4 separate regions of the Homo sapiens genome follow, and regions 2, 3 and 4 are each linked to region 1. Evidence: chromatin contacts called from ENCODE Hi-C or POLR2A ChIA-PET data. All regions are on one chromosome and are shown on one strand. Each heading gives the region's core, a stretch centred on a gene start or an enhancer-like site at or near the end of the contact. The rest is flanking DNA. Distances are from core to core; before and after follow the strand shown.

Region 1 (7,355 bases), core at 3,362-5,861:
ACATATTTACCTGCCACCCTGCAAGGGGCCTGGAATTAGGGATATGAGTGGGAGAGACCCACGACCAGAATAGTGGGATCTGGCTGGGGAAGGGGAAGCCCGAGGACAATGGGACTCAGAGAAGCCCAGCTCACAGCCAGGGAATGAAAGGTGGGGAGGAGGGATTAATTTAACAGGGTAGGGGGATGGGAGGGAAGATCGAGGGATGGAGAGAGCAAGGCAAGCCAGATGGTTGGAGTGCCAGTGTGTTGCAAGTGGAGGGACATGAGGTGGACCCTTGAGTGGGGACAATCATAAAGCCTTACAGAAATCGCTACTATTGGGCCAGGCACAGTGGTTCATGCCTGTAATCCCAGCACTTTGGGAGGCCAAGACGGGAGGATTGCCTGAGCCCAGGAGTTTGAGACCAGCCTGGACAACATGGTGAGACTTCATCTCTATTAAAAAAAAAAAAAGGGCCGTGCACGGTGGCTCACACCTGCAATCCAGCACTTTGGGAGGCCGAGGCAGGCAGATCATCTGAGGTCAGGAGTTTGAGACCAGCCTGGCCAACATGGCAAAACCCCATCTCTACTAAAAATACAAAAATTAGCCGGGTGTGGTGGCAGGCGCCTGTAATCCCAGCTACTTGGGGAGCTGAGGCACAAGAATCACTTGAACCCAGGAGGCGGAGGTTGCAGTGAGCCAAGATCATGCCACTGCGCTCCAGCTTGGGTGATAGAGTCAGACTCAGTCTCAAAAAAAAAGAAATCACTACTATAACACCTCACCCTTATTGAGGGCTTTCTATGTGCCATGCACATTCTGCATGTTTTACATGTTTCCTCCTGGAGTCCTGACCTCTGCCTGTGCTTTGGGTATGTATAACCGTTAGGCCCATTTTACTGATAAGAAAACCGAGGTACAGGGAGTTTCTGGTACTTGTCCAAAGTAACAAGTAGCTGGCAAGTTTGCAAACTGCTCCTCAGAGTCTTTGCTTCCAACTGCCAGCCTACAGCCTCCAACTGCTGCAGAGTCCAAACCAGTGTGTGTGGGGGCTTCATCTATTCTCAGGGCATTGGGGAACCACAGAAAGTTTCCGAGCAAGGGGGTGATGTGATTTCTTTCAGTAGGATGCCCTTGGCTGCCATGTGGAGGATAAATTGTAGGGAAACAGGAGAGCCAAGGAAGACGTTAGAATCCTAGGCTGGGAGATAGTGGGGACAGAGAACAAATACAGATTGGAGGGGAAATTGAGGTAGGGAAGAGGCTGATGGCATATAGGGGTAGGGGAGGGGGTCATTGCTGTGGCTGGTGGGGGGATCATGAAGTGGTGGAGAGCCTGGGAACAGGGGCCAGTGGGATGGGATGTACCCAGTTCTGGACAGTGTGGATTTGAGGTGCCTGGGTGTCTCGGGGAGGCTTCAGAGCAGTGGTGGACATGGGGCTGGCAATCAAAGAAGTCAGGCTGGAGAGGACCTTGTGGGGTTCTGAGCCCCCAGAGTGGGAGGTGTATGAGTGGAGTGGCAAGCAGAGGCCTGGCCATAGCCCTGGGGACCCCATGGAGATGGAGAAGGAGCAGCTAGCAGGGTGGAAGCAAGGGTTGCTGGACTCCCTGGGAAGAGCATAGGACTGGAAAGGAGCAGCTGACTGGCGGGAAGGGTGCCATAACCACAGGACCTGGCCTGGGGCTGGGGAAGGCCATGCCTTCCAGTAGCCCCATCTTGCCCTGCCTCCATAGATTGGGGTCTGTGTTGCGCCCACCTACTGAGAGCTGGGCCTCCAAGGGGCTGACAGGTTCTCCCTGTTGCCTGGCAACTGTGAGAGCTGTTGGCTGTTGCTAGGAGCAGGCTAGAGAGGCCAGAGGAGCGAGGATCAGCTCTCAAGCCTGGGGCAGGGTGACAGGTAGAGGGAAGGGGAGGGTCCCACCTTGGAAGCCAGTTTGTAGTCTGTGCGTGGACAGATTGTATTCTTGGCCATGTGTACCCATTTTTGTAGAGTGTGTTCTGTGGATCTGAGGCATGTTGGAGACTGACCTATGTGTGGGTGTCTACAGCATATCTGTGGCCCTGGTGGACATTATGTGTCCTCAACATGTTGCATGCCCATGGCAGGGCCTGCTTGAGCTTCAGAGCAGTGGTGGACATGGGACATCATATCCTATGTCTCAGGACAGGAGGGGGGCCTGAGGGAGTCATTGGAGGACTTCCAGGCCAATGACCCCTCAACAAGAGAGACATTCAGATAGGGATATGCAGACACTCCAGGGAGAACAGCCAGCCTGGGGATTGGGAGCTGGAACAAAATGTGTAACAAGGTTCTTTTTTTTTTTTTTTTTTTTTGAGACGGAGTCCTGCTCTGTTGCCCAGGGTAGAGTGCAGTGGTGTGATCTCAGCTCACTGCAATCTCCAGTTCCCAGGTTCAAGTGATTCTCCTGTTTCAGCCTCCTGAGTAACCAGGATTACAGGCACGTGCCACCACGCCCAGCTGATTTTTTTTTTTTTTTTTTTTTTGAGACGGAGTCTTGCTCTGTCACCCAGGGTGGAGTGCAGAGACAGAATCTCAGCTCACTGCAAGCTCCGCCTCCTGGGTTCACACCATTCTCCTGCCTCAGCCTCCTGAGTAGCTGGTACTACAGGCGCCCGCCACCACGCCGGCTAATTTTTTGTATTTTTAGTACAAAATACACCGTGTTAGCCAGGATGGTCTCCATCTCCTGACCTCGTGATCTGCCGCCTCGGCCTCCCAGTACTGGGATTACAGGCGTGAGCCACCGTGCCCGGTCTTTTTTTTTTTTTTTGAAATGGAGTTTCACTCTTGCCCAGGCTAGAGTGCAATGGCATGATCTCAGCTCACTGCAACCTCCGCCTCCTGGGTTCAAGTGATTCTCCTGCCTCAGTCTCCCAAGTAGCTGGGATTACATGTGCCCACCACCACACCCCGCTAATTTTTTGTATTTTAGTAGAGACAGGGTTTCTCCATGTTGGTCAGGCTGGTCTCGAACTCCTGACCTCAAGAGATCTGCCTGCTTCAGCCTCCCAGAGTTGCTGGGATTATAGGCATGAGCAACCATGCCCAGCCAAAATGTGTACCAAGGTTCTAAGGAAGGGGTTTATGCTAAACACCGGGCTGTTGGTGGCAAGCACCCTGTCTTGCTTCAGGGGCCTTCCCTTTGGGCTGGGGCCTCCTAGCCTCATGGCACTGGGGTCACACAAAATGCCTTCGTGGTTAATTTTTGGCAGACCCTTCAAATGTCCAATCGAGGGTGGGGCTCTGGGCTGCTCCTGGAGCACAGGATCAGAAAGACTTGAAATGTTCAGCTAGAAACACTGCTGCTTCCACCCCACCTTTGCCTGGCCATAGGGTTGCAGCCATTGCCCAGTGGGGACAGGCCACAGGAGGGTGGGATGTGGGATCATGGCCACCTCCAGACGTGGACAGGCCATGGAAGAGACAGGTCATAAGATCATGGCCACTTTTGTTTCTAGAAGTCCAGTGGCAACTTCTTCCTCTTTCTTCCCTCCCAACCCCCTCACCCTGCCTGCCCGCCCTCCTCTCTTCCTCCCTCTCCACCCTCTCATCCTCTCTCCCTTTCTCCCTTGGGTCCTGATTGCCTGGTCCCAGATTGGAGTCCAGGATGGCTGCCTGCCGAAGAATGCCTCCCGGTAGATTGGGGAAGGATGGATATGAGAAGCCACCCAGCTAAAGGAGACAGCCTAGGCAAAGGTGTAAAGATGGAAACCAATTTTTTTTTTTTTTTTTGAGACGGAGTCTTGCTCTGTCGCCCAAGCTGGAGTGCAATGAATGGCGCGATCTCGGCTCACTGCAACCTCCGCCACCCGGGTTGAAGCAGTTCTCCCGCCTCAGCCTCCTGAGCAGGTGGGATTACAGGCGCCCACGACCACGCCCGGGTAATTTTTGTATTTTTAGTAGAGATGGGGTTTCACCATGTTGGCCAGGCTGGTCTAGAACTCCTGACCTCAAGTGATCTGCCCGCCTCGGCCTCCTAAAGTGCTGGGATTACTGGCGTGAGCCACTGCGCCCGGCCTTTTTTTTTCCTTTTTCGACTAGCTGCAACCCAGAGGGAGAAGGCGGTAAACCCGCCTTAAGACTGAGAAAACCGCAGTCCAGAAAGGCTCCCGAGTTCGTAGATCCCAAAACAAGTTTACTGGACTCATTAACTTTAACAAATGACAAAGACACGCCTCCTCCACCTAACTCGCCCAACTCGCAGAAGCTCAGAGGGCTGGTTCCTGCTCTGCCCTCGAGGGCACCGGATCCCCACCCTCGGGTTAACAGATCCGCCCTCCCGGCTGTCCAGCAACAGAGCTCCCGGCGCTCCGCACCCAATCACAGCCCGGTCCCGCCTGCAGCCCGCCCAGTGCCGGGTCCCGGGGTTTGGAACCACCCCTATTGCCTTTTCTCCGCGTGGCCCCGCCTGCAGCCCAGGCCCGAGCCTGGGCTGCGCCTAACTTCCCCCTTCGCTCCGCCCTCGAGCCAATCAACAGCCTCTAATCTCCTCTGGCCCCGCCTGCAAGCCCGCCCCGGCCCAGTCACAGGCTTGGTTCGCCCAGGCCCCACCCCCGGCCCGCCCCGCCGTCGGTGCGCGGCGGTAGGGAAGGCGCCTCCCGCAGTCGCTCGGAACTGCCGACCCGAGTGCTTCCCGCAGAGGGCTGGTGGTGGGAGCGGAGTGGGTCGGGCGGGGCCGAGCCGGGCCGTGGGCCGTGTGGGGGCCGGGCGGCGGCCGGGCCGGCGGACGGCGGGATGGGCTGCACCGTGAGCGCCGAGGACAAGGCGGCGGCCGAGCGCTCTAAGATGATCGACAAGAACCTGCGGGAGGACGGAGAGAAGGCGGCGCGGGAGGTGAAGTTGCTGCTGTTGGGTGAGGCCGCGTCCCGCACTGGGATCCTTGATTCCCAGCTCGAATCCCCAGACAAGGACTTTGACCTCCCAGACTAGGGCTTCAAACTCCCAGACCCGGGCTGTCTGGGACCCCACACCTGGGCCAGGACCAGGGTTGAAAACTCTAGATTGGACTAGACCTTTGATCCTGCCCAGACTCTAGACCAGACCCCTGTCTCATCCCAGACCCCAGACCTCCAAATCCAGTCAACAGTGCCCCAACACCCGCGGTCCAGTGCCCTGCTTGGCCATCCCCCCTTGCTAACTAGCTTCACAGAACTTCAGAGCCCCGCCATCCTTCCCTACACTTTGCCCAAACCCCCAGGATGCCCGCCACTTGTTCCCCAACCCTCAGGCTCCGCTTGTTTTCCTCACCTGCGCCTTTTATTCCTATTGGGCATGAGCATCCCGCGGGGCCCCTGCCAGGCCCCCCACCCACTCCCTCCTTCTCCTTCTGTGCCCCATCCCTAGTCTGGAATCTGTATCCTCCACCTGTGCACTCTGACCCAAGGAACCTCTCGAGTGGGAAACTGCTCTTGAGCCCCATCTCCAGCTGGAACCCCTTCAGCGAGCCCTGCTCCCTGCTTCCTGCCCTCCAGATCCTTCTCTGCAGGCATCACTCCCGAAACCCTCTGCTGATCCTCCCCTAAGTCCTCTTACACTCTGGCCTTCCCCAGATCCCTCCACCCTTCCTGCACCAAGTGGGCTGGGCTAGGAGGCGGGAGCCCTGGGTTGGAGAGGGCCTAGGCTGCCTTATGCAGAACCCCCACGGGGCTGGATTGAGGCTCCACTGGTCACGCTGGGGGAGGGGGCCAGGCCTCAGGCTTCCCAAGGAGGCTCTATGTTTTCCAGTTTCGAAGGCCAGTCTGGGAAGTAGGAGAGAGAGTGGAGGAGTTAGGGTTGTGGCCGCCTCCAAGGCCAGAAAAGATGGTGGCTGCTAGAGGAGTGGGGGGAAGTGGAAGTGGTGAGACAGCCGACATATTGCTGCCCCTGCGGGTGAGCCCAGGAGATCTGCTAGTAGGTGCTGGGCTGCCCACACCCCTTCTGGGCTGCAAGGCCTGGGATGTAGCCTCTGAGAGTTGGGGGGCTTGTTGGATCTTGGGACCCTGTGAAGGGGGATGGTGGACTAGCTGAATGAGGAGTTGAGGGGCCAGCTGGGGGTGGGCCAGGGTGCCTCTGAGCATCCCAGCTGGCCTTTTGCAAAGACGGTGGGCCTACTGGCTGTCCCCATCCAGCTTCCCACTGGAAGTAGGTGTGGTGCCCAGTGGCAGTCTAATTTTGATTTGGGGGTTTTAGAGTTGGGGGGAGGGAGGCCCTTGCAACAGCGCAGCACCGTTGTAGGCTGAGAAGTGCATGGGGGGGTGTGGCCCCTCGACTTCAGAACTGTCATAGGGCTCCCAGGCTGTGAAAAGCAGGGCTTTTCGTGCTGGACCTGTGGCCGAGGAACAGCATGTATGTCCATTATGGGCCATCTGTTGACTGTCCCTGCGGACCCGGCCTCCGGGGCACAGCCTTGGAGGTTTCAAAATGGCATCCGCTTCGCTGCTGCCTCAGGGAGGAAGAGAAGGGGCGGGAAGGGGCGGCGGCCCAGCCTCCTGGGCTGCTTTGCGTTGGGCGCTTGCCTCTTCCTGTCTCTGCTGTGAGTGCGGCAGCGGCAGTGAGTGGGTGTCGACGCGGCGGAATGCCCGTCGCTGCTGCTGCTGCTGCCCGACGGGCCTGGGGAGGGCACTTCCGGTACCGCTGCCTCCCAGTGCCCAGCCAGGAGTCTCTAGACAGCCTCTCCCCAGGCGATTGCAGTTACTGTGGTGGCCGAGGAAATGCAAGACTGGACCATAGAGCTGGGGGAACGCAGGGCTTCTGGCTAGTTTTGTGTCCCGACACCAGAAGGGTCCCCCATCCCACCAGGCCTGCTCCTTGGAGCCCAGCTCACCTTTTGGGCTAAGGCAAGTGAGACCTGGTAACTCCTCCCACACTGGGCTGGCAGCAGCCAGGGGTGCAGGGTCTGGCTTAGCACTTTCTAGCCTGGGAAGTTCACCCTGGGGTCCTGGCCTTCTGGCCTTTGCTTACTCTGTGAAATGGGCTTCCTGGGTTTTGGCCAAAGGAGTGCCCCAGGTCAGGATGGGGAGGGAGAACAAGAGCCTCCTGGTGGTTCTTGTTGGGGATGTAGGTTGGGAGTAAAGACCCTGCAGTGTGCTGCAAAGGGCTCTGACCAAGCTCTGCTTGATATTGATGACCCAGTCTGCCATGGCTGCCTGGGGAGGGATCCTGGCTTGAGCCATGCCTTTCCCATCCAGGTGCAAGGTGGTGATGGGAGCCCAGCTGTGGTAAGTTCAGAGTTCTGGGCGCCTGTCCCATGTAGCGGGAGACTTTGTCCAGGCAACGGGACTCAGGTTGGGCAACTGCCAGCCTTCCCTCCCAGCCAGAACCACGCCTGCTGCCCCGCCCGCACACCGCCTCCCTCCCATCTTGGGTAG
Region 2 (7,355 bases), core at 4,756-7,255, 2.4 Mb after region 1:
TTACCAGAATGCTATACTTCCAATTTTGATGGGACAAATTCAACAAAAGCATATTCATTTGTATATCAGCAATCTTGAATGACTCAACTTCTGGCTCCAAATTTGGCCTAGAGTTTCCCAACCTATATGTAGCAGTACATTAGTGTGCTGAAGGTATTAAGCCTTCAGCCCATGAGGCAGTCAGGCAGGCCTGGGGTACAGAGGCCCCAAGGTATCCACCTCTGGAGTCAGCACCTCATCTGCTTCTCTATGTGCCTTACAATTATGATCATTTGCTAGGTGGGCCATCATGTGGAAAAGAGCAAGAAGCAGAGCCCAGGACAAATGAGTAGTGCAAAAAGGTAAGGGGACAGAGGACAATTAACCTTCTAGCACTTTAGATGTACTCTAAAATTAAAACCCTGAAAATGAATGTTCTCCATTCATTAAAACAGGATCCACAAGACATATCCCTGGAAAACACTTAATGAGACTTGCTATACCTAGACAGAGGTACAAACTATCCTTTGAAACTCTTCTGTTAATTCAAACTAATCACCTTTTAGTGATATGACATACTCTAACTATAACACGTACTCTATTTAACTATAACAATTTTAACTATAACTCTATTTACAACACAAGAAATGCAACCACTGAATGATCTGCTACAGATAGTATATACCCAAGAAAGTCCTGCAATGCTTATATTGCAATACAATCTAACAATACTATCAAATAGTATATTGTGATTTGAAAGGCCTTTTTCTTTCTTTCTTTCTTTCTTTTTTAGGTGGAGTCTCGCTCTGTCACCAGGCTGGAGTACAGTGGCACGATCTCTGCTCACTGCAACCTCCCTCCACCTCCCAGTTTCAAGCGATTCTCCTGCCTCAGCCTCCAGAGTATCTGGGACTAAGGCGTGTGCCATCACACCCAGCTAATTTTTGTATTTTTAGTAGAGACGGGGTTTCACCATGTTGGCTAGGATGGTCCCAATCTCTTGACCTCGTGATCCGCCCGTCAAAGGCCTTTTTCTAAAGCTAAAAGAAAAAAAAAGATCCCAGTTTCACTCATCAACACTGAAGGTATTGATCCTTCAGCCCCTGAGGTAGTCAGGCAGGCCTGGGGTTCAGAGGCCCCAAGGTATTCACTTCTTGAGTCAGCACCTCATCTGCTTTTCCATGTGCCTTACAATTATGAGGAACCTCATAGAACTAGAGTACCTCATAATTGTAAGGCACATGGAAACACTGAATTTCAGGACACTACGACACCAGCAGCTGAATGATTAGAACAGGAGAACACTGGTTGCCAGCAGTATGGAAAGAAAGGTTGGGGATCTCCAGGAAACAGAAAGAAGGAGCAAAAGAATCACATTTGAAAATCCTGGTGAGCAATTAAGGAAAAAGAGAAGTCTCAGATCTCTTTTTCCAAACTAAAGTCCACATGGTGTTTAAAACAAAATCTACCACGATGATGTTCCTTACTCTAGGCTTCGGTTTGTTATACAGTATTATTAGTTTGAAGTTGGCTAAAAGTAGTTAAAATCGTCAAAAGGCTTAGCCAAAACTTAGCCAAGTTTTGCTGATTTTTGTTCATTTTATAAAAAGCTGATCAACAGGACTCAATTCATTAAGATAAATTAAGGACCAATCCCTTTTAAACAATCTATGACAAAGACACAAGTGAATTTGATGAACATAAGGAGGGAATCTTTGTGGAAAGGATAACAAAAATTTAAGAAAGGTGGAAGGAAAAAGTCAAGGAAGGACAGAAAAGGGAAAGGGTGTAGATAATCAGTAATTTACCAGCTTTACCAGAGCACAACCAGCGCCTCGAAAAGCCAGTCTCCTCATTATGTCTGAAAGCCAAGTGAAGCCAGTGGGAGAAGGAAGGGCTTTAGAAGTGCTGATTCAGTGTTAGTATATTCAAAACTGAAAAAGAAGAACAAGGCAGAGAAGGGGGAAATAGAAAAGAAGGGTCAGAAGGAGTAAAAATGAGTACGAATAGATAGAAAACATTCAAATAGAACTGCTAAAGAAAGATAAAGAGAACTGGAGAAAACAGGCATATCAGTTCTCTTGTACCTATCAAACAAACTGCTGCAAAGGCTCAGGCACTAACAGTACCTGACAGTTCTTCCATTTTAAAACCAAATGCTTTCATATGTTTAAAGATGTCTCATTGAGGTTCCCCTTTACTCACATTAGGAATGACTGTCAATTCCAGGAATGAGGCATGCCTGCCCAACTGCCCCCTAGTCAATAAGAGCAGAGTTCAATCACAGAGCTGGAATGGAGAGTGAATACATGTGGGAGGCTCACATGTGACACCAAGTGTTGGCAAGCTGGAACAAACCAAGAATGGCTCATGTGAGCAAAAGGTCTGGAAAACACCCTCCCCCACAAAAAAAAAATTCAGAGAAAGAACATTTATTTCCAAAAGTCCTATCTGCATTGGAGACACCATATAAAAATTTGACAAGGTTAAAAAAAAAAAAAAAAGGGCCAACCATTTTGGCAGGAGTTCAAAATTACTTTTATAAATAATCCACTGAAAATCAAATGACAAAAAAATACATTATCAGCATGTGTATGTCGTTCGGATGACACAATATCCCAATATCCTTGAATCATTAATTTACTTTGGTAAGATAAGAAAAAGTTTCAACTTAAGGATAATTTTCAAGTATTTTCTTATCCATGGGACACATTTTAAAATGTATTTTGAAAGTCTGACAAGAAGGGCAATGTTATAAGGTGGGAGAAACAACAGGACCTTTGCTCCTAAGACCAGAATAGGAGTCCTAAGTCTTCCACCTCTGATTATCAGCTTGATGTTGTCTGATTAGTTGATGTAACCTCTCAGATCTGTTTCATCTCTAAAATAAGAACGTAATGCCGGGAGTGGTGGGTCATGCCTGTAATCCCAGCACTTTGGAAGGCCGAGGCCAGTGCATCACTTGGAGTTCGAGACCAGACTGGCCAACGTGGTGAAACCCTGTCTCTACTAAAGAAAAATACAAAAATTTAGCTGGGTGCGGTGGCTCATGTCTGTAATCCCAGCGCTTTGGGAGGCTAAGGCGGATGGATCACCTGAGGTCAGGAGATCAAGACCATCCTGGCTAACACGGTGAAACCCCGTCTCCACTAAAAATACAAAAAAAATTGGCTGGGCTTGGTGGCACGCACCTGTAATCCCAGCTACTTGGGAGACTGAGGCAGGAGAATCGCTTGAACCCGGGAGGCGGAGGTTGCAGTGAGCCGAGATGGCACCACTGCACTCCACCCTGGACGTCAGAGCAAGACTCTGTCTCAAAAAAATAATAAAAAAAAAAATTAGCTGGCTGAGGCAGTGCATGCCTGTAAACCCAGTTACTTGGGAGGCTGAAGCATGAGAATTGCTTGAACCCAGGAGGCAGAGGTTGCAGCAAGCCGAGATCATACCACTGCACTCCAGTCTGGGTGACAGAGCGAGACCGTCTCAAGAAAAAAAAAAAAACAACATAAAGTGAAATCACTTCTGCATGTTCCCCAGGCACAGGAACAGCATATTCATTTTTGTAGACCTGTCTTACAGGATAGTATTTGGTATAGGTTATGTGCTCAGTTTATCTTTTAATAAATGTATTAAAAGTGCACTTAGGGCCAGGCACAGTGGCTCATGCCTGTAATCCCAGCAATTTAGGAGGCTGAGGTGGGCAGATCACCTGAGGTCAGGAGTTCAAGACCAGCCTGGCCAACACGGTGAAACCCCGTCTCTATCAAAAATACAAAAAATTATCTAGGCAAGGTGGTGGCATGCACCTGTAATCCCAGGCACTCGAGAGGGTGAGGCACGAGAATTGCTTGAACCAGAGAGGCAGAGATTGCAGTGAGCTGGGATTGCGCCACTGCACTCCAGGCTGGGGGACAGAGTAAGACTGTCTCCAAAAAAAACAAAAAAAAAGTGCACTTGAGACCTTCAAAAAAAAAAGTTTATTTGTATAGTTTAAAAGTCCTCAGCCAGGCACAGGGGCTCATATCTGTAGTCCCAGCACTTGGAGAGGCTGAGGCAGGATGACCGCTTGAGGCAGAGAGTTCAAGACCAGACTGGATAACATAGATTGATCTTTTCTCTACAAAAATTAAAATTAGCTGGGTGTGGTGCTGCACATCAGTAATCCCAGCTACTTGGGATGCTGAGGTGAGAGGACTGCTTGAGCCTAGGAGCACAAGGCTTCAGTGAGCCATGATCACTTTACTGAACTCCAGCCTGGGCAACAAAGTCAGACCTTGTCTCAAAAAAAAAAAAAAAAAAAAAAAAAAAATGCCTGTAAGCATCCCTTCAGCAATTTTGTCTTTCCATGAAGAGGAAAGACAGATTCCAGAGTTCAATGCCAAGTTTTAAAATGGCCTTGATTACAGTTACAAGTTCAAAAGTCTAACAATCAATAATTTATAGTGGACAGTTAAGAATACTTAATAATGTGCAACTGGGAGAATATCGACTTACTATAGACAAACAGTGTATTTCGACCGTTTATGAACTTTAGCCCTCTCCTATATTTCTAGTAATATTTAGCAATACAATACATGTTTAAAACAAAATCTTGGAAAACAGGACTCAAAGGAAAAAAAACACCTATAAACCTACTTCCAAGAAAAAAACCACTCTTAACGTTGTCATTCGGTTTTTGGTATTTATGCCTTAGTTACCTATTATTTTTTACCAAAATGTTAACAAACCACATATATTATTCTACAGCCTGTGTTTTAGTGAAGGTTCTTCCAAGTCAACATTCTTCCTCATGATGTTTGATGACTTGATAGTAATCTATCATATAGATACACCACAATTTACTTATCTTGGGAATTTTGGTAGGATATTAACATTTGAGGTATTTTGTACATTCCCAAAGCCAAAGAAAGCGGTCAAGGCCCTTCCATTCATCCACACATAAACTCTTTATTGTTTTAATTTGAAACACCTCTTCAAAACATATTTTCCAATCTTCCATTTTGGAGCTCAAAATCAAATATGGGCGACCTGTAAGTAATAAAGCAAAAATTATGCTACTCTTTTATGTGCATGAGTCCAATTTGCACTTTTTGGGGAAAAGCACATAGCCAAATGGAGAAAAAAATAATACCTAAAATTATTTGTCAAGAATCCTGTGTTGGAAAGTAAGTTAATTAAAACAATTCACCCCAACATACGCTTCTATAATTATTGTAAGAATTTCTATATCCACTATACCGTGTACTTATTTTTCAGGGCTTTTTCTATATTTTTGCAACTCTTTCTTCCCCTTTAAATTAAAACTTATTATAATAACAAAACTGTGCTTCCCCAAACCAAGAAATATACACAGTTCCCAAAATCCCGGATTCTTTGTGGTGTTGAGAAGCTGAAATATCTGGCCTCTACTATAAATACAAGTCCCATTGATTAAAATACCCGGAAAAAATACGGAAAGAAAATCACTAAGAGTTTGTGTCGAACCGTCAAGAAACCACAACAAAAAAAAGAGGCCCTGAGCAACGGAGGAAATGAAGGACTTTCCCGACCTGTCACTGGTATTGGGGACTGAGGGAAACGTTGACAGCTTTGAAGCTGCCCCGCGACGAGCGGGAAAGAGGAGCGCGGGGAGTTTCCGACCCGTAGTGCGCCTTTGTCCCTGCCGGCAGGTGCGACAAGGCTACTGGGCCCATCCGGAGGCCAGCCGCCGCGCCCCGCCCAACCCCGCGCGCCCGGCCCGACCCGCGCGTCCCCACGGCCGGGGCGGGGCTTCCGCCGCGGCTCCCGCCCGCCCGGGCCCACACAAAGGCCCGGCAGCTGACCAAGGGGGAGCGGCCCCACCCGCCCTGGGCCCGGCCTTACCCAGCCGCTCCGCCGCCTGCAGCCCCGGCCGCGGTCACCGACCGCCGCGCCCCGCCCCGTGGCCGCCACGGCTGCTGCTATTGCTCCTCCGGCCGCGGCCGCTGCCGTCGCTTCGGCACCCGCCGCCCTCACCTCCCTTACCCCTCCCGGTGCCGCCGCAAAACCAGTCCCGCGGCCGCCAAGCGATCCCTGCTCCGCGCGACACTGCGTGCCCGCGCACGCAGAGAGGCGGTGACGCACTTTACGGCGGCAGCGTAAGTGCGTGACGCTCGTCAGTGGCTTCAGTTCACACGTGGCGCCAGCGGAGGCAGGTTGATGTGTTTGTGCTTCCTTCTACAGCCAATATGAAAAGGCCTAGTAAGTGGGGTCGGGAGGCGGGCGTGGAGGGACCCACGTCTGGAAGTTGCTGCAGCCACCACGACGCTCTTCTACGGCTACGGCTTTGTCTCTGCTGGTATGGGGGTGGGAGCCTACGCGTAGGCCTTGGCCCTATTTCCTGGTAGAACCGAGAGTTGGAAGTCCCTACGGCGATCATGTTAACCGCGCGGGCTCATTCTGCGGAACGAAGCCGGGCAGAGGGTGGGGAAGACTAGGCTAGATTTTCGTAAGGAAGCAGCGTCTGAGCCAGGTTTGAGGCCCAATATTTTCTTTCCGTGGCCACGTGCAGACTGGCCCAGGTGAGAGCTGAGAATCGCCTCCCAGACTCAGTGTTCCTCTCCTGCCTTATGATTCGTGCTGTTTGACACGAAGTGGTTGTCGTTTTGTGTCTCATACGCTGTTGTGTATGATCCCATTCTAATATTGTGAGGGTAAGTGCAGGGAATTTTGACTCCATTCTGGATCTACTGAATTTAATTCTCTGGGATTTGAAAGTAGCACGTATGTTTGCATTAGGCATTTCGCATTAGACTTAACGTTAGGTTTGGTAGCCAATAACACAAGAAAAGGATATAACTCCATAGTGCGTTAACCCAGAACTAATCATTTGGGTTAACAGATTTGTGATGTGTTTCTTTGTAGAGTTAAAGAAAGCAAGTAAACGCATGACCTGCCATAAGCGGTATAAAATCCAAAAAAAGGTAAGTGTAGTGCTTGAGAGAGCTGTACCAAACACATTGCTAAACTGATTTTGCCCTGTTCCTTTGCGGGAAAGTCTGGGTTAATGTGATTTGGTTTTGGGAAATGGCATTGGATAGACTGACCATGGGCACAAGCTCTTAGGCATCAGGAGTGCAGCTGTGAGAAAGTGCAGTGATTTGGTGATAAGTCTCTAAATTTGTTCAGCATGTTAATCTCTGCATAGAGAGCCTTCTAGTTACAATTTCTTGCTGTTTTATACTTACATATGCATTACTTTGTAAGATTCCAATTAAAGCTCCATTTTCCTAGGACATTTTATAGGCATAACTAAATTGCAGCCAGATTGGTTTCTCACTTGAATTCTGCTTAAGTATAAAGATATTTTTGTAAGCAGACAAAATCTCTTTATTTTAATAGGTTCGAGAACATCATCG
Region 3 (7,355 bases), core at 2,135-4,634, 2.3 Mb after region 1:
AGTCGGCGGGGGCCCAGCACTCCGGCAGCCGCTCGAGGAGCCCCGAGCTCCTGCAGACCGAGCCGGGGAACAAACCTCCCGCCCGCCCCCGGGCGTCGGGGCGCCCCAGAGGCCCCCGGGATGAACGGCCGGAGCTTCTCGCGAAAAGCCGCCCGGCCCTTGCGCTCCGGGGCCCTGGCGAGCCCCACTGGGTGTTTCCCCGGAGGAGCGGCACCCTGGGGCTCGGTCCGTCCATCAGTCCACGCGGAAGACACCCCGGCGCACGTCCCGCCCCGGCTCACCCACCGTGCACCAGTCTCCGCATGTCCTGGTAGCGAGCCCATAGGTGCGCGCTGAGGTCGGCGCCGCTGGTGGGTGCCTGGGCGGGCGCGGAGCGCGGGACGCCGGGGCAGTGGGCGCCGGGACCCGGGGGGCCGCACCCAGGGCAGGAGGGCGAGGACGAGGCGGCTCGCGGCCCGCCGTGGCCTCCGCACAGCAGCCAGCGCCGAGCGGCCGCCCGCAGCCCCGCACCCGCCATGCCCACCGCGCGCCGCCCGCCGCCCGCGCTGCCCTCGGCCAGCCCGCCGCCCGCCGCCCGCCGCCCTCCGACTGCGCGCCCGCCACGGTGGCCTCGTGCTCCTCACGGCGGCCGGCCAATGGGTGCGGCGCGCGGAGCCCGGCCTGCCAATGGGCGCGCCCCTCGGCCCGGGGGGCGGGAGGCCCCGGACCCGGCGGGGCGGGGCGGGGCGGGGAGGGCTCCCCAGCCCCCTCCCCCAGCCAGTCTCCGGCGCGGTCCGGGAGGACTCTGCGCCCCCCTTCGGCCGTCACGCCGGCGATGGCGGCGCCTTTCCCTGGCCCCAGCCCTGGAAGTCAGCGGGCCTAAGAGCGGCCGTCCCTGAGAGGCTCCGGACGGCCGAGGCGCCGAGAGGAGACAGCCGGAGCGCGACGGGTACCCCCCGGGCCCCCGGGTCCTCTGCCGCCCTCTCCGCTCCCGGGTCCGCCCGCCCTACCCTGCGCCTCTGGATGCTTCTGACCCCAGATCCTCCGCTCCTCCCCCTAGTCCTGGTGCTCTCCTTTCCCGGGGTCCTGGTCCCCGGTCTCTGGGCTCGGACTGACTGCCCACTGACCAGAGCCCGGGCCAGTCCACTCACTGGTCTAACAAATAAAGAGCCCTTCCCGCGCTTCCCGGTGCCAGGCCCACGCTGGGGGAGGCCGAGGGGCCTGCAGGGCAGCCGACGTCCGCTAACCAGGTGACTGGGCCGTGCGCTGCAGGGTTGTGGGCCACGGTCACTGCGCCCGCTTGGTTCGGACCTCGGCAACTGGCCGCACTGACCCGTCAACTCCCGGTTTCCCGGCGCACGCCCCTCGTGAGATGCTGTGGTCTTTTCTAGCAACGTCGACAGGCTTTCCAACAAAATTCCTCTTTCCTGCGCAGAACCGCTCTCCACTCGCATTTCTTCTGCTCAGATCCGTATTCCGAGCCCGCACGCATACCAGGCTGTGCTCAGGGTCCGGAGGAGGCCGACCCAGTAGCCGTGGGCCCTGTCGGAGGGGAGCCAGCTGGGCGCGCGTTGTTTTCTGAGGTGGCCGCGCTGTCTTTCAGGGTGTGTGTACATTCGAAACTCCACTGAACCTTGATTGAAGACCTACAGTGTGGCAGTCCATGGCCTGGGGACTGGTAAGGATTGAGGCCGTAGGATGGGCTCGAGTGTGGCGGTGTCCCCAGGGCCCCAGTGAGCAAGTGGGTGTGCTGGGAACCTGGCCACAAGTGAACCTCCTCCAGGCGAGGGGATGCCCTGCAGCATCCAGCCGTCAAAACCTCCTGTAGAAACGGGAGCGAGCATCAAGCCTGTGTGTGTGCATGCTTGGGCGGAGTCTACCCGGAGGAGAAAGAGGCTTCCGGGCTGGCCCTCCAAAGCCGGTTGTACAGGCGGCAGCTCAGGCTGCTCACTGCGGGCCCTATGACCCTTTCTGGGGCCCTGCTTGCTCTCTCCAGTCTGCTTTTGTATATTTTGTGTCCATATCACCAAATCGTCTCATTGGTTCTAAGCTTTCATTTACCTTCCTTAGATTGTCTAATAGTTGTCTCCTTTCTCAAAGCTGTTCCTGCAGTTTTTACTTTAGTCCTAGGTAATGGGGTGACAGCCCCTTTCAGTTATCTTCAGCAAGCACAGCAGCATGAGAAGACGCAATTACAAGTGAAGTCTCTTAAGTCAGAGCCCTGCTTCTACCTGGCATAGTCTCTTAAACTGTCAGTTAAGAGACTACATATAAACAATACACGTTCAGACTCGGCGCGGTGGCTCACGCCTGTAATCACAGCACTTTGGGAGGCCAAGGCAGGAGGATCTCTTGAGCCCAGGAGTTTGAGACTAGCCTGGCCAATATAGTGGGACCCCCATCTCTACAAAAAATTAAAAAATTAGCCGGGCGTGGTGGTGCACGCCTGTAGTGGTGGGAGGATGGCTTGAGCCGGGGAGGAGGGGGTTGCAGTGAGCCGAGATTGCGCCACTGCACTTCAGCCTGGATGACAGAGCGAGGTCCTGTCTCAAGAAACAAACAAAAACCATGTTTGGGAATACATGTGAAGAGCGAGGGCTCTGCCAATCATTATCATCATAATGAATATTCTAACTAATATTAATCAGTTACTATGCTCCAGGGTTGTGTTCAGTGCATCATTCCTATTACCGCACTAAATTATCACAGCGTCAGAACAAGGCCTCCGTTTTACGGCTTAGGGAATTGAGGCACAGATGGGCTAAGGGAGCACCTGTAGAGCAGGGATGTGGTTTGGTAACAGAGTGCATGCTCTTTATACTGCTCTTCTGCGATTATTGTGAATAAAGCGCCTACAAGTGCCTGTGGAACTGTAAGTGCCCCATACAAGATAGCTTTTATTAATTTTAGGGTTCTCACGGGGCGCTTACTTAGATTTTTGCTGTGATAATTGATAAAGTTCAGCTTTCAACACTCCATATCAAATTCTGTTACTTTAGAAGTCTAGGCACCAATCACGTCTCCGAAATAAACGCAAGGCATTGCATAATTGCATTTTGGAATGTGGTGCTGTACATAGTCCATCAGAGAGGGTCATCACTTCTATCTGGGTATTAGGAATAAAAATGGCGGTGGCAGAGTAGGGGGCGCGGCTGCCAACTGCGAGCTCAGACCTGCACTGGGGAGGCAGGGGGCGGGGCCGGGCCGGCGCCACGTGGGCTGTCCTTCCCTTTTGGGCCGTCCCACCTCCAGAGCTGAGGCGCCTGCGCCAGCTCCTTCGAGGCCCTGCTCGGCTTCAGGGAGCACGCGCGCCCTGCCGTGCTCTGATTGGCGGAGCTGCACGCCCCCGCTGCAGTCTGATTGGCGGATCCGCCTCGCTTTAGAAGGTCGGCGCCCAGTTCCGGCACTCGTGCGCCTACCAGACAGTGGCGGAGGACGGCGCTCGCTAGTCTCCCAGGTCGCGGTACACGGCGAGAACGGGCGGGGCGGTCTCGGCTGCGTCCGGGCGATCCAGTGCTTAGTTCCGTCATATCCCTCTCCACGACCTCGGTCGAGCATGTTCACCAGGGCCCAGGTGAGACGGATTCTGCAGCGGGTGCCCGGGAAGCAGCGATTTGGCATCTACCGGTTCCTGCCCTTCTTTTTTGTCCTGGGAGGAACGATGGAGTGGATCATGATTAAAGTGCGCGTGGGCCAGGAGACCTTCTGTAAGTGAGGGGGTAGCAGTCTCTGTTTCCTTTCAGGAAGGCACGAGGCGGTAGGGATCCGTTTTTCTGGGGAGTATTCTCAGATTGCAGACCGCGCATTCCACTCAGAGCGCTGGGCGAGTGCAGTTCCATTCGCTTGGCAGTCAGGGCGGCCTGGCTCTCCTGTAGGCCGGGCACATTGGCGTCCAGCCTTGTGACCTTCCCTGCACTTACAGGCGAGATCACGTGCTTCTTCCAGCCCTCTCATGCCTGCCCTTCACCCCTGCCGGTGACATCGTTTGGGCTTAAGGAACAGACTTGCTCACAACAATCGTAGAAGGGGGTGGATATGAGGGGTCAGGGAAACTCCTGCTAACTAGCCATTTCTCTTTGGATTCTTCTGTCCAAACTCTGGAGGGAGCTGATCTGCCTGGCTTTGCTAATTACCACTACCTTTACAGGACAGTCATTGGCACCAGGTCTTTGGTCTGGGTCCAGATGATCAGCACTGTAAAGATAGTGGTAACGCCTGGCACTGCATTACTGAGCATTAACTCTGGACAGGCCAGTTCCTTTCAGGAGGACTTCCCCAACCCCTCGGCCCTTTCTGCTTTGCCCCTCTCCTGAAACGCTATCACTTGTGACTTGCCAACCCACATTTTAAAGAATTGTTACATTAGTGATTCCTAAAGATCCTTAGTCCTTCTGTTCATCCATTCATTGATACTTAATGAGCATTCTTGAGGGGCTATAATGAACAAGGCAGAGGTGTCCCTTACCCCAGAAGAGCTCTAATGGGAAAGAAGATGATAAAGACAATTAGCATACAAAGTGATCAGTGCTGTGAGAAGGAAGTGGGAGGAACATAGGACTCTCGGGTGGGCGCCTCAACTGGACTAGATGGTGCAGGGAAGGCTTCCGGAAGCAGCTACCAAGTAAAGTAGGACCTGAAGACTGAGTAGGTGTCAGTCAGATGAGGGGAAGGTGTGTGGAATTGAAAGCATCTCCATGGCAGTGGTAGGAGCACTTGTGTGAGAGTATGCTGTGTGTTTGAGGGATTGAAGCAGATCAACAAAGTGGGGATGGCTAGAAGGGTGCCTGGGCAGGGTGGCAAAGGGACTGGAGAACCAAGAATGGATCCCAAGGATTGAGTCATTTTAGGGAGAGGCTTTAACATGTGGAGAATGGCTCCTTGTGGACAGATTGGTAGGAACAGTTACGCTGTATGGCTGTCCAGAGTTGAGACAGTGGCCTGGTCTAGGTTGGGGCAGAAAGGATACCAAGAAGGGATGGAAGTAAAAGACAGCCCAGAGGTAGTACTGACAGGGCATGGTGATTAAGTGGACTCAGGAGATGAGGAGTGGAGGCTTCTGGTGGGACACCTGGGGCAGGGGGTAGTGCATTTCCTGAAGGTGCCGAACACAGGCAGGGCCATCCTGGGCACCATCTGGGACGTGACGAGGTAGATATGGTTATACAGAGCTGAAGCTCAGGAGGCAAATCTGGGCCAGAAATTGGGATTTGTGAACCATTCAGAAGCAAATTATGATGGAAGTCAAATCCCAACATTTTAATTTAATTTATTTATTTTTTGAGACTGAGTTTCGCTCTTGTTGCCCAGGCTGGAGTGCAGTGGTGCGATCTTGGCTCACCGCAACCTCTGCCTCCCAAGTTCAAGTGATTCTCCTGCCTCAGCCTCTGGAGTAGCTGGGATTACAGGCATGCACCACCACGCCCGGCTAATTTTGTATTTTTAGTAGACATGGGGTGTCTCCATGTTGGTCAGGCTGGTCTAGAACTCCTGACCTCAGGTGATCTGCCCACCTTGGCCTCCCAAAGTGCTGGGATTACAGGCGTGAGCCACTGCGCCTGGCCCAAATCCCAACATTTTAAGGGTAACTGAGAATGGCCAGAAAGGCAAGGAGGGAAACCAGGAGGATTTGTTATCACAGAAGACAGGAGGTTAAATACATCTGGCTCTGTGAAGGGGAGGTAACCCCCCTTCCTCTAGGAGAGACTGCAGGATATGCAAATAATGATCTAGAAGGAGAGGGTGGAGAGAGGCTGGAGATACTGGACCCTTGAGAGGGTGGGACCAGAGCTGGGTGACAGGAGTAAGCCCTTGGAAGTTAGCTGGAAGAGTTCCTTATGATGACTTTCCTCTGTGAAGGAAGAGAGGAAATGGCCATTTGGGGGTGGGTGAAAAAGAGTCAGGATGATGGCTGAGGAAACAGGATTGTCAGACACCTCAGTGGACCCAGTTAGAGGCATCAGTTGGCCCCTCAGGACACAGCAAGCAGGGTGAAGCATGGGGAAGGGAGGAAGTTGGATTAATCTGTGGTTGGGGTTTTGAGGGTGTGTCAGGAAGTTAAGATATTGACAAGAGTATGAAGGAATTTTAGCTGATTTGCCAGGAGAGAGAACAAGAAGCGGCTGAGCGGGTAAGACGGGGCCAAGGACCTGGGGAAGAAACGTGAGGTCCAAGGACAGGAGGGCTGGAAAGGTAACGGGGGTTGTGGTATGAACAGAAATCCTTCAGAGGAGCCCTGCAAGTGACTGGAAGATGTTGAAGGTGAAGGGTACTGGAGCTTCATCCCCATGGGTAATGGTGGTATCTGGGGAGAAGGCACAGGACAGGGTCAAGGAACCTGAGCCAGAGGCCAGCACTTTTGGTGACTGAAGGGGCATGATGGAGAGCAGGTGCCAAAGAAAGATGGTGGCAGACAAATGGCATGAGCCATGAAGGAAGAAGATTTTTTTTTTTTTTTTTTGAGACAGAGTCTTGGTCTGTCACCCAGGCTGGAGTGTGGTGGCACGATCTTGGCTCACTGCAGCCTCTGCCTCCTGGGTTCAAGCGACTCTCCTGCCTAAGCCTCCTGAGTAGCTGGGACTACAGGTGCCTGCCACCACACCCGGTTAATTTTTGTATTTTTAGTAGTGACGGGGTTTCACCATACTGGCCAGGCTGGTCTCAAACTCCTGACCTTGTGATCCGCCTGCCTCGGCCTCCCAAAGTGCTGGGATTACAGGCGTGAGCCACTGTGCCCGGCCTGGAAAGAAGATTCTTTACATGAAGGTGGCGAGTCAAAGGTCTGGCAAAGCAGCAGCTGGAACAAGGAAACTGATCTCCTCTCCCCACCTGAAGGTTTCTGGATATGGGAGAGGGAGCATCAGAGAGCCAAGAGGCAAGAAGTGCCTTTGAGGAGCCAGGTTTTAGTTAAGAAGGATGACTTCAGAGCACAGAATAGAAATTATGGGGGAGAAGGAAGTGAGGGACATCTTAAAACACTAAGAGATGTGCTAAGACATGATTCTATCTTTCAAGACACTGACTTTTACCCTATTTAAGTCTAGAACTCCATTATCATAGTCCTCATCTAACTCAAGTTTTGTTTTAAGTTTATTTTGGCATTGAGTTAAATATTAATGCCAAGATTCAGAAGTAGGTGACAGACCTAGACTATTGGTTAAATTATTCAGATTGTTTTAATTTTAAATATGTTTCTTAAACATCTGAGCAACTTTTTGTTTGATACAGATGATGTCTACCGTAGAAAAGCCTCAGAAAGACAGTATCAGAGAAGGCTGGAAGATGAATGAGACTGAACTTCAGCAGTCAATAAAGTCAATATGAATTTTTACTATTGGTTTCAGTGCCTTTTAAAATATACTTTTCAGATCTCTTGTTCT
Region 4 (7,355 bases), core at 3,372-5,871, 2.0 Mb after region 1:
ACTATAATTCTGGTGATCAAGCATCAACAAGGAAAATAATATTAACCTTTCACTTTGAGTAATTTGCTTCACCTACCACAAACAATATCCTTTATACTCTTCCAAATTGAAATATCACTCAATGGGCGAACTCCATTGTAAAGAAAATTTAAATGACCAGTAAACTGGAAAATACTAAGCACACAAAATCTTGCTTTAGCCATTTTCAAACTCCCAAATTCTAACACTAGGGTCATCTAATAAAGATACTATGCCTTCGGCCGGTCACAGTAGCTAACACCTGTAATCCCAGCACTTTGGGAGGCCTAGGTGAGAGGATCGCTTGAGTTCAGGAGTTTGAGACCAGCCTGGGCAACCTGGTGAGAACTTGTCTCCACTAAAAATAAAAATAGCCAAGTAAGTTGGCGAGTGCTTGTAGGCCCAACTACTTTGGAGATTGAGGTGGGAAGATCACTTGAGCCCAGAAGATGAAGGCTTTAGTGAACTATAAGCATGCTATTGCACTCCAGCCTGAGCAACAGGGGAAGACCTTTGTCTTAACAACAAACAAACAAAAAAACAAAACAAAACAAAACAAAAAAACAGGGCCGGGTGCGGAGGCTCACATATGTAATCCCAGCACTCTGGGAGGCCGAGGAGACCGAGGTGGGCAGATCACTTGAGGTAAGATGTTGAGACCAACATGGCCAACATTGTGAAACCCCATTTCTACTAAAAATACAAAAATTAGCAGGCACACTGATGGGTGCCTGTAATCCCAGCTACTCGGGAGGCTGAGGCACGAGAATCGCTTGAATCCAGCAGCGAGGTTGCAGCAGTGAGCCAAGATTACGCCACTGCACTCCAGCCTAGGAAAGAGTGAGGCAGTCTCAAAAACAAAACAAAACAAAACAAACAAACAAACAAAAAGAAAGGCCGGGCGCAGTGGCTCATGCCTGCAATCCCAGCACTTTGGGAGGCCGAGGCGGCGGATCACCTGAGGTCGGGAATTCGAGACCAGCCTGACCAACATGGAGAAATCCCGCATCTACTAAAAATACAAAATTAGCCAGGTGTGGTGGCGCATGCCTGTAATCCCAGCTACTCAGGAGGCTGAGGCAGGAGAATCGCTTGAACTCGGGAGGCGGAGGTTGCAGTGAGCCGAGATGGAGCCACTGCACTCCAGCCTGGGCAACAAGAGCGAAAGTCCCTATCAAAAAAATAAATAAATAAAAGATACAATACCATGCCTTCCCAAGGAAATACTTCTTTTCTTCTGAGGTCGGTTTGACCTATACTAGTGACAAAATTTTTCATCATATTATTGCCTAGAATGGAAACTAAAGAGGTTGTCTAATACCCAAAGAAGTAATCTGACCAATGTCACATACCTAGTCACAGGCCAAACTAGTACCCAGTTCCCTCCTAACTACCAGGCCACTCCTTCACCACAGATAATGAAACAAGGTTACAATTAATTGATCAGAGAAAACTCAAGAGCATGCCCTGTAGTATTGTATCAGTACTAAATTTCCTAATTTGGATAACTGTGCTCTGGTTACATAAGAATGTCTTTGTGCTTAGAAAATCCACGTTGAGCCGGGCGCAGTGGCTCATGCCTGGAATCCCAGCACTTTGGGAGGCTGAGGCGGGTAGATCACGAGATCAGGAGTTCAAGACCAGCCTGACCAACATGGTGAAACCCTGCCTCTACTAAAGATACAAAAATTAGCCAGGCATGGTGGCATGCACCTGTAATCCCAGCTACTCAGGAGGCTGAGGCAGGAGAATCGCTTGAACCCAGGAGCCGGAGGTTGCAGTGAGCCAAGATCACGCCACTGCACTCCAGCCTGGGCGACTGAGCGAGACTCCATCTCAAAAAAGAAAGAAAATCCATGTTGAAGTGTTTAGGGATAAAGGGGCTTGATACCTCCAACTCTAAAGGTGGGGGGAGGCACACAGTACATATAAATATTTACCTACAGTCATGAAGCAAATGCAGAAAATGTAACCAGTTATTGAATCATATGGGAGTTCTTTGAAACACTGTAACTTTGTTAGTTTCTAATTATGTAAAAATGCTACGAGTAAATAAACTGCCTTATGTCACAAAACTAGCATTTTACTTTTAACAAGACAGGATTTGGCCAGGCACAGCAGCTCATGCCTATAATCCTAGCACTTTGGAAGGCCAAGGCGGGTGGATCACTTGAGGTCAGGAGTTCAAGACCAGTCTGGTCAACATGGTGAAACCCCATCTCTACTAAAAATACAAAAGTTAGGGTATGGTGGCAGGCGCCTGTAATCCCAGCTATTTGTGAGGGTGAGGCAGGAGAATCGCTTGAACCCGGGAGGCAGAGGTTGCAGTGAGCCAAGATCGCGCCACTACACTCCAGCCTGGGCGACGGAGAGAGACTCCGTCCCCCACCCGAAAAAAAAAAACAAAAAAAAGAAAGACAGGACTTCATGTCAAGGTCATCCTTCCCAAATCAAAATTACGCCAAATTTGGGGACAAACTGCAAAGAAATGCTATAACAACCTTCATTTCCTTTAAATGAGGATATACATCTCCACCCTCAGGTTCTGGGAAGAGGTTCTAATCTGTGCATAAGCACTATACATTTCATGCAAGCCAGCTTCAAATTACTCCTCCAGGACCCCACAATGCTGACCCTACTACCACACCTTTAAATGTTACTTCGTCTTCTAAACTGATTCAAGTGACCAGACCAGGACAGAAATCCATCTACTCAATGAGTAACACTGACTCAAATAACTATTTGTCCAGCTAACAATTCCCTCTTCCTTAAGACCACCACTGCAGACCACTCTGCCACAAACTGCAGGCAGATCCAGAGCCGGTTACATAATACTTTCTCACAGCCCCAGTGGGGAAAAAAACTGGGGGGATACCATTATAGCTCAGTCCAAACTAGCATTACTTCAGATAATCAAATTCACAAATGAAGAGATATGTTCCAAAAGAAGGACACCAGTCTAAAAAAAAAAAAAGGAAAAAGGAACAGCTGGAGAAGGTGGAGAAAAACCCAAGATCTCAAATAATAATAATAATAATAATAATAATAATAATAATATCTGTTACTAGGTGACAAAATCAAGTCTGAAAAAACCAGGGTCCACCGAATTAAACCAAACATCAGCAAGCCTTCTTGGGGAAGGTGGCTAAGGGTAAAACGAATTTAATCTAAACTAGTTTTTGGCTCCAAGGAGCTGCAAGTCCACAGGCGTGCGGTGAGGAGGGCTGACAAGGACCCCCAGGGAAAAAGGCAAAGTGCTGTGCTTAGATTTTGCGAAAAGATGCAGGTATGGTGGGTCTCCAGATGACTTGTGGCAACATAAAAGTTTCATGATCAGAATTGGAATTCAAAGTGGACCAAAAAGTGTAATAGAAAAAAAAAAGTATGAAAGGAAACCTGAAATTGTTCTACGATGCTTGCTTTGTTTTAACGGAAGCTCACATTCAGGTCAGGATGGGACGACCAAGTTCGTTTGTGTGTGGCAAAAAGGAAGTTTTAGATGTTGCTGAAAAGTTCACTTATGAACGTGGGCACCAAGTCTGAATGAGTAAGAGAAAGGCTAGGAGCAGGAAGAAAAAGCAAGGGGGCTCAAAGGGGCACAACAAATAAATCCTGACAGCTAAGAAGTGCAACCCACGCGGTCTGACGGCAGAAAGGCCGCGGGAAGCTGAGGGGCAGGGGATGGGCGGAGTGCCAGGGCGGAATCGAGGTCACAGTGGAGAGAGCACAAGAGAGAGCTGACGCTGCCGAAGGAGGCAGAAAAGCAGCCCCTGCAGTCCTGCGTCGAGGCCGGAGCAGACCAGCACCTTTGACAGCCTGAGGAGCTGAAAACGCTACCTGGTGGGCCCAGGGTGGGCGGACCGGGCGTTTAAAGGTCAAGGTCAAGGTGGGGTTTGGCAAGTGATGCATAGCGCTCAAAGGAGACCGAAGACATACAAATAATATTATAAAATTATGACTATCGTTATCTTTTTTTTTTAAGAAGAAAAAAATAAAAGGTCTCCTGGACGGCTGCGGGGTGGAGGCGGCCCTGGCAGGAACGCGTGCAAAATAGGCTGGGGGCTGAAGTCGGGACGGAGGGCAGGCCGAGGGACCTGTGCTGGGCCACCGGAGGGAGGCACTGAGACTCGGGCCCAGGGCCTCCGCCGCACTCACTTGCCCTCCTGGCAGTCATAGAGCACGATGGAGTCGTCGTCGCTACTCGAGATGACCGTCTCGCCGTTGGGGCTGAAATCGAAGCAGTTAATCTTGTCCGAGTTTTCGCGGAACACCTTAGCGACGCGGAAGCTCCGCAACACGCTGTCGGTCAGCTTCATGGCGGCGGCTGGGGAAGGCAGCGGCGGCGCAGGGCCGGGGCGGGGCCCGGCGGCGAGCGGGCGGGCTGCCGAGGGGCCAACCCAGGCGGGGCGGGCGCCGCGCCGGCGGCTAGCGGGAAGTCGGCCAACAGTTGGGCCGCCTCCTCCTCTTCTTCCTGCTTGGTCGAGGGTCTTCTGCCTGGACTGTGGAGCCTCGCCGACCGTTCGTCCTCACAGCCACCTCACGGACAACCGGCGCGTCGCCGGCTCATTGTGTCCGCCATTTTGGGGCGACAGGCAGAAGCTGAGGGCGAGGAGCCTCAGCCGCGGCGCACGCCGGGAAAGGGGGCGGGGCGGGAACGGCGGAGCAAGGCGGGGAGGCGGGGTGGTGACGTCAGCGCGGCCGCGGCGGAGTGTAGTGGCGGGGCGGGCTGCTGGCAGGGAGCGGCCGAGACGTGCAGGGCCTTCCCGGGGGATCGGAAGGTTGCGGATGCCTTGGGAGCCGGGGGCCCTTGCGCGGGATTGCAACCCCCGCGAAGACTCTGGCGCCTCCTGCAGGCGTCCCGATCGCAGGCTGCGTGGGAGGGGGTACTGCAGGGTCGGGTATGCTGCTGGAGGCCGGTTTTGGGGGTGACTCAGGTGAGCCGCTCGCAGGCAAGCTTGACCGCTAGTCCACCGCAGCGTCCGCTTAGACAGCTTCGACCTCTTTACTTTTTTTTTTTTTTTTGGAGATGGAGTCTCTCGCTCAGGCGCGCGCCACCACGCCCAGCTAATTTTGTATTTTTGGTAGAGACGGGGGTTCACCATGTTGGCCAGGCTGGTCTCGAACTCCTGACCTCACCCGCACCCGGCCTCGTTTTCTTAATCGAGGTAGACTTTAGGTACAGTAAAAATCAGCCTTTTTAGGCCGGGCGCGGTGGCTCACGCCTTTAAACCCACCACTTTGGGAGGCCGAGGCGGGATGATCGCTTGAGCTCAGGAGTTGAGACCAGCCTGGCCAACATGACAAAACCCCACCTCTACTAAAATACAAAAAATTAGCCGGGCATGATGGCGCGGCTGAGGCACGAGAATTGAGAAAGGCGGAGGCTGCAGTGCGCCGAAATCGTGCCACTGCATTCCAGGCTGGGCGACAGAGCAGACGGTTTCCCCCCAAAAATTAGCCTTTTTAGTGGCTAGTTTTATGTTCTGACACCCATACACAGTCATGCAGTCACCACCACATTCAAGATTTGGAAGAGTTGCACTATCCTGTTTGTAGTCAACAGGATTATTTTAAAGGTTCTATCATATAAGTGATTATTTGCCTTAAAAGAAAGTTTATCTCTAACAAAGGAAAGCAGTATTTGAACAGAAAATAGGAACCAAGCTTCCTAACCTTAACTTTCTGGGCAAGGGGTTAAACTCAATGCCAACCTATGTGGCTTCACAGATCTGTATCTTGTGTGAAGCTCCTCAAAAGGTTAATTGCCTGGGGTTTCCAACAATGAAGATGGGGATTATTTATTTTTGCTTTCTTTAGCTAAAGAGAAACAAAAACGAGGAAAGGCTGTGAGACATTTCAGTCGCTATTAGGAAGGTTATTATCCAGAGACCTGTGCAATGGTAAAAAACAAAATGGAAACCCTGGGACAGTTGGGGTCTTTCTAGAAAGAACTAGAGGCTGTATCCCAACCCCCTGGGTAAAAGGAGAGCCAGGATCCTTATACATAAAGAGAAGTTGTTCTCTAAGGGAAGAGGCAAGTTCCTGGCTAAGTCTGGGGTATAATTGCCTCCTGACAAAGAGCAGAGCTTCTGGCTACAATTTGTTCTGGGGTCTGGAAAAAGCCGGTTTGAGTGAAACCTGAATAGATGGCAACTTTCCAAACTGCACACAATGGAAGAAAAACCCTCCACGTCCCAGATCACTTGCTCTGCTTCCCTGTAATTCCTGTGCCTTTATTTCAGAAGCTAGAAAGTCTGATACAGCGTCTGCTTCGAATAGTTTAGAAGGCAACAAGGACAGATCGAGTACCATGTTCTAGAACTGTCGGGAAGTGAACACACCCAGTAAGATGATGCCATATTTTGGTCCATGTTAATCTACAAAAATAACCACAGAAACAGCTGTAATCTACTGAATGTTGCCAGCCAAAATAAATCTTTGCAGGGTATTTTTCAAGTATTGTACTTCCTATACCTTTTCCAGATTTCACCGTTAAGACCAAACCTTCCTCCCAAGACTTGACTTTCTGCATTATTTTTGGAATGCAGTCTTTTTTTTTTTCCCCCATTTTTAAGAGGGTCTTCAAATCCTCATCCTGTTTCGCATTCTTACTGTTTCCAATTCCTAGCCTGGCTCCCTGCCCTATTATAGTGGGGCTCTCCTGGCTTCCAGCCCAACAGTATGGTTGCCTTAAAGGATGGACTTTAGGCCAGGTGCGGTGGCACTTTGGGAGGCCGAGGTGGGTAGATCACAAGGTCGGGAGTTCAAAACCAGCCTGGCCAAAATGGTGAAACCCTGTCTCTATTAAAAATACAAAAATTAGCTGGGCACAGTGGCGGGCACCTGTAATCCCAGCTACTTGGGAGGCTGAGGCAGGAGAATCGCTTGAATCCGGGAGGCAGAGGTTGTAGTGAGCCGAGATCACACCACTGCACTGGGCATTAGAGCAAGACTCCGTCTCAAAAAAAAAAAAAAAATGGACTTTAAAAAGTGACACAGAAAGCCGGCTCCAGTGGATGGGTGGATGGAGAGAAAGCTGCAGTCAAGAGTGAATCAGATGGGCTTTAAAAGAGCATCAGACTTAATTTTTTATGTTTCCTTTTATTTGTAGTCATTCTTTTACTTGTCACATATTCATTGCAAAAAAACTAAAAAATACAAATAATAAAAACAGCATCCAGAGATAGCCACTGTTACAATCTTTTATTATAGTGAAATATATATAACACGAAATTTACCATTTTGATGTAGAACCTTTCCGATTTTTTCATATACATATATATATATATATATATTTTTTTTTTTTTTTTTTTTTTTTTTTTCCTGCTCTGTCACCC

What was found. Hi-C counts contacts between places; a loop is a spot of excess contacts on that map. ChIA-PET counts read pairs that join two places held with the same protein, here RNA polymerase II (POLR2A). Pooled maps may share reads with other maps.
Region 2: a loop to region 1 is called in a pooled map, with 16 times the contacts of the local background. The contact joins the promoter of PBRM1 here to the promoter of GNAI2 in region 1. A Hi-C loop is called at or near these places in 2 of 37 single-sample maps with no recorded cell type and 8 of 50 pooled maps.
Region 3: a pooled map shows a loop between it and region 1 (13-fold over the local background). The contact joins the promoter of UQCC5 here to the promoter of GNAI2 in region 1. A Hi-C loop is called at or near these places in 6 of 50 pooled maps. POLR2A ChIA-PET finds 5 or more read pairs at or near these places in 2 of 52 experiments (A549 and activated T-cell).
Region 4: a map of CD8-positive, alpha-beta T cell shows a loop between it and region 1 (8-fold over the local background). The contact joins the promoter of WDR82 here to the promoter of GNAI2 in region 1. A Hi-C loop is called at or near these places in 2 of 168 maps with a recorded cell type or tissue (both CD8-positive, alpha-beta T cell), 1 of 37 single-sample maps with no recorded cell type and 5 of 50 pooled maps.

What each region holds. Positions count from the first base shown.
Region 1 is chr3:50,231,593-50,238,947 of GRCh38, forward strand. GNAI2 (G protein subunit alpha i2) reads left to right here and starts at 4,612. Exons shown (of 9, transcript NM_002070.4): 1 at 4,612-4,861. The coding sequence starts at 4,744. RefSeq lists enhancers at 3,269-3,879, 3,880-4,490, 6,345-6,424, 6,933-7,355 and a silencer at 4,360-4,819.
Region 2 is chr3:52,679,908-52,687,262 of GRCh38, forward strand. PBRM1 (polybromo 1) reads right to left here and starts at 6,006. Exons shown (of 32, transcript NM_001405607.1): 1 at 5,842-6,006. It overlaps GNL3 (G protein nucleolar 3), which reads left to right and starts at 6,125. Exons shown (of 15, transcript NM_014366.5): 1 at 6,125-6,198; 2 at 6,862-6,920; 3 at 7,339-7,355. The coding sequence starts at 6,186. RefSeq lists silencers at 5,593-5,742, 5,813-5,962 and enhancers at 5,600-6,288, 6,283-6,352.
Region 3 is chr3:52,533,221-52,540,575 of GRCh38, forward strand. It overlaps UQCC5 (ubiquinol-cytochrome c reductase complex assembly factor 5), which reads left to right and starts at 3,385. Exons shown (of 2, transcript NM_001124767.2): 1 at 3,385-3,686; 2 at 7,204-7,355. The coding sequence starts at 3,536. The coding sequence ends at 7,265. It overlaps NT5DC2 (5'-nucleotidase domain containing 2), which reads right to left and starts at 637. Exons shown (of 14, transcript NM_001134231.2): 1 at 286-637. The coding sequence starts at 517. RefSeq lists silencers at 7-96, 127-476, 537-1,036, 3,071-3,370 and an enhancer at 3,704-4,237.
Region 4 is chr3:52,274,028-52,281,382 of GRCh38, forward strand. WDR82 (WD repeat domain 82) reads right to left here and starts at 4,622. Exons shown (of 9, transcript NM_025222.4): 1 at 4,174-4,622. The coding sequence starts at 4,334. RefSeq lists enhancers at 3,349-3,981, 3,485-3,534, 3,555-3,634, 4,045-4,144, 4,614-5,245 and silencers at 4,335-4,414, 4,595-4,884.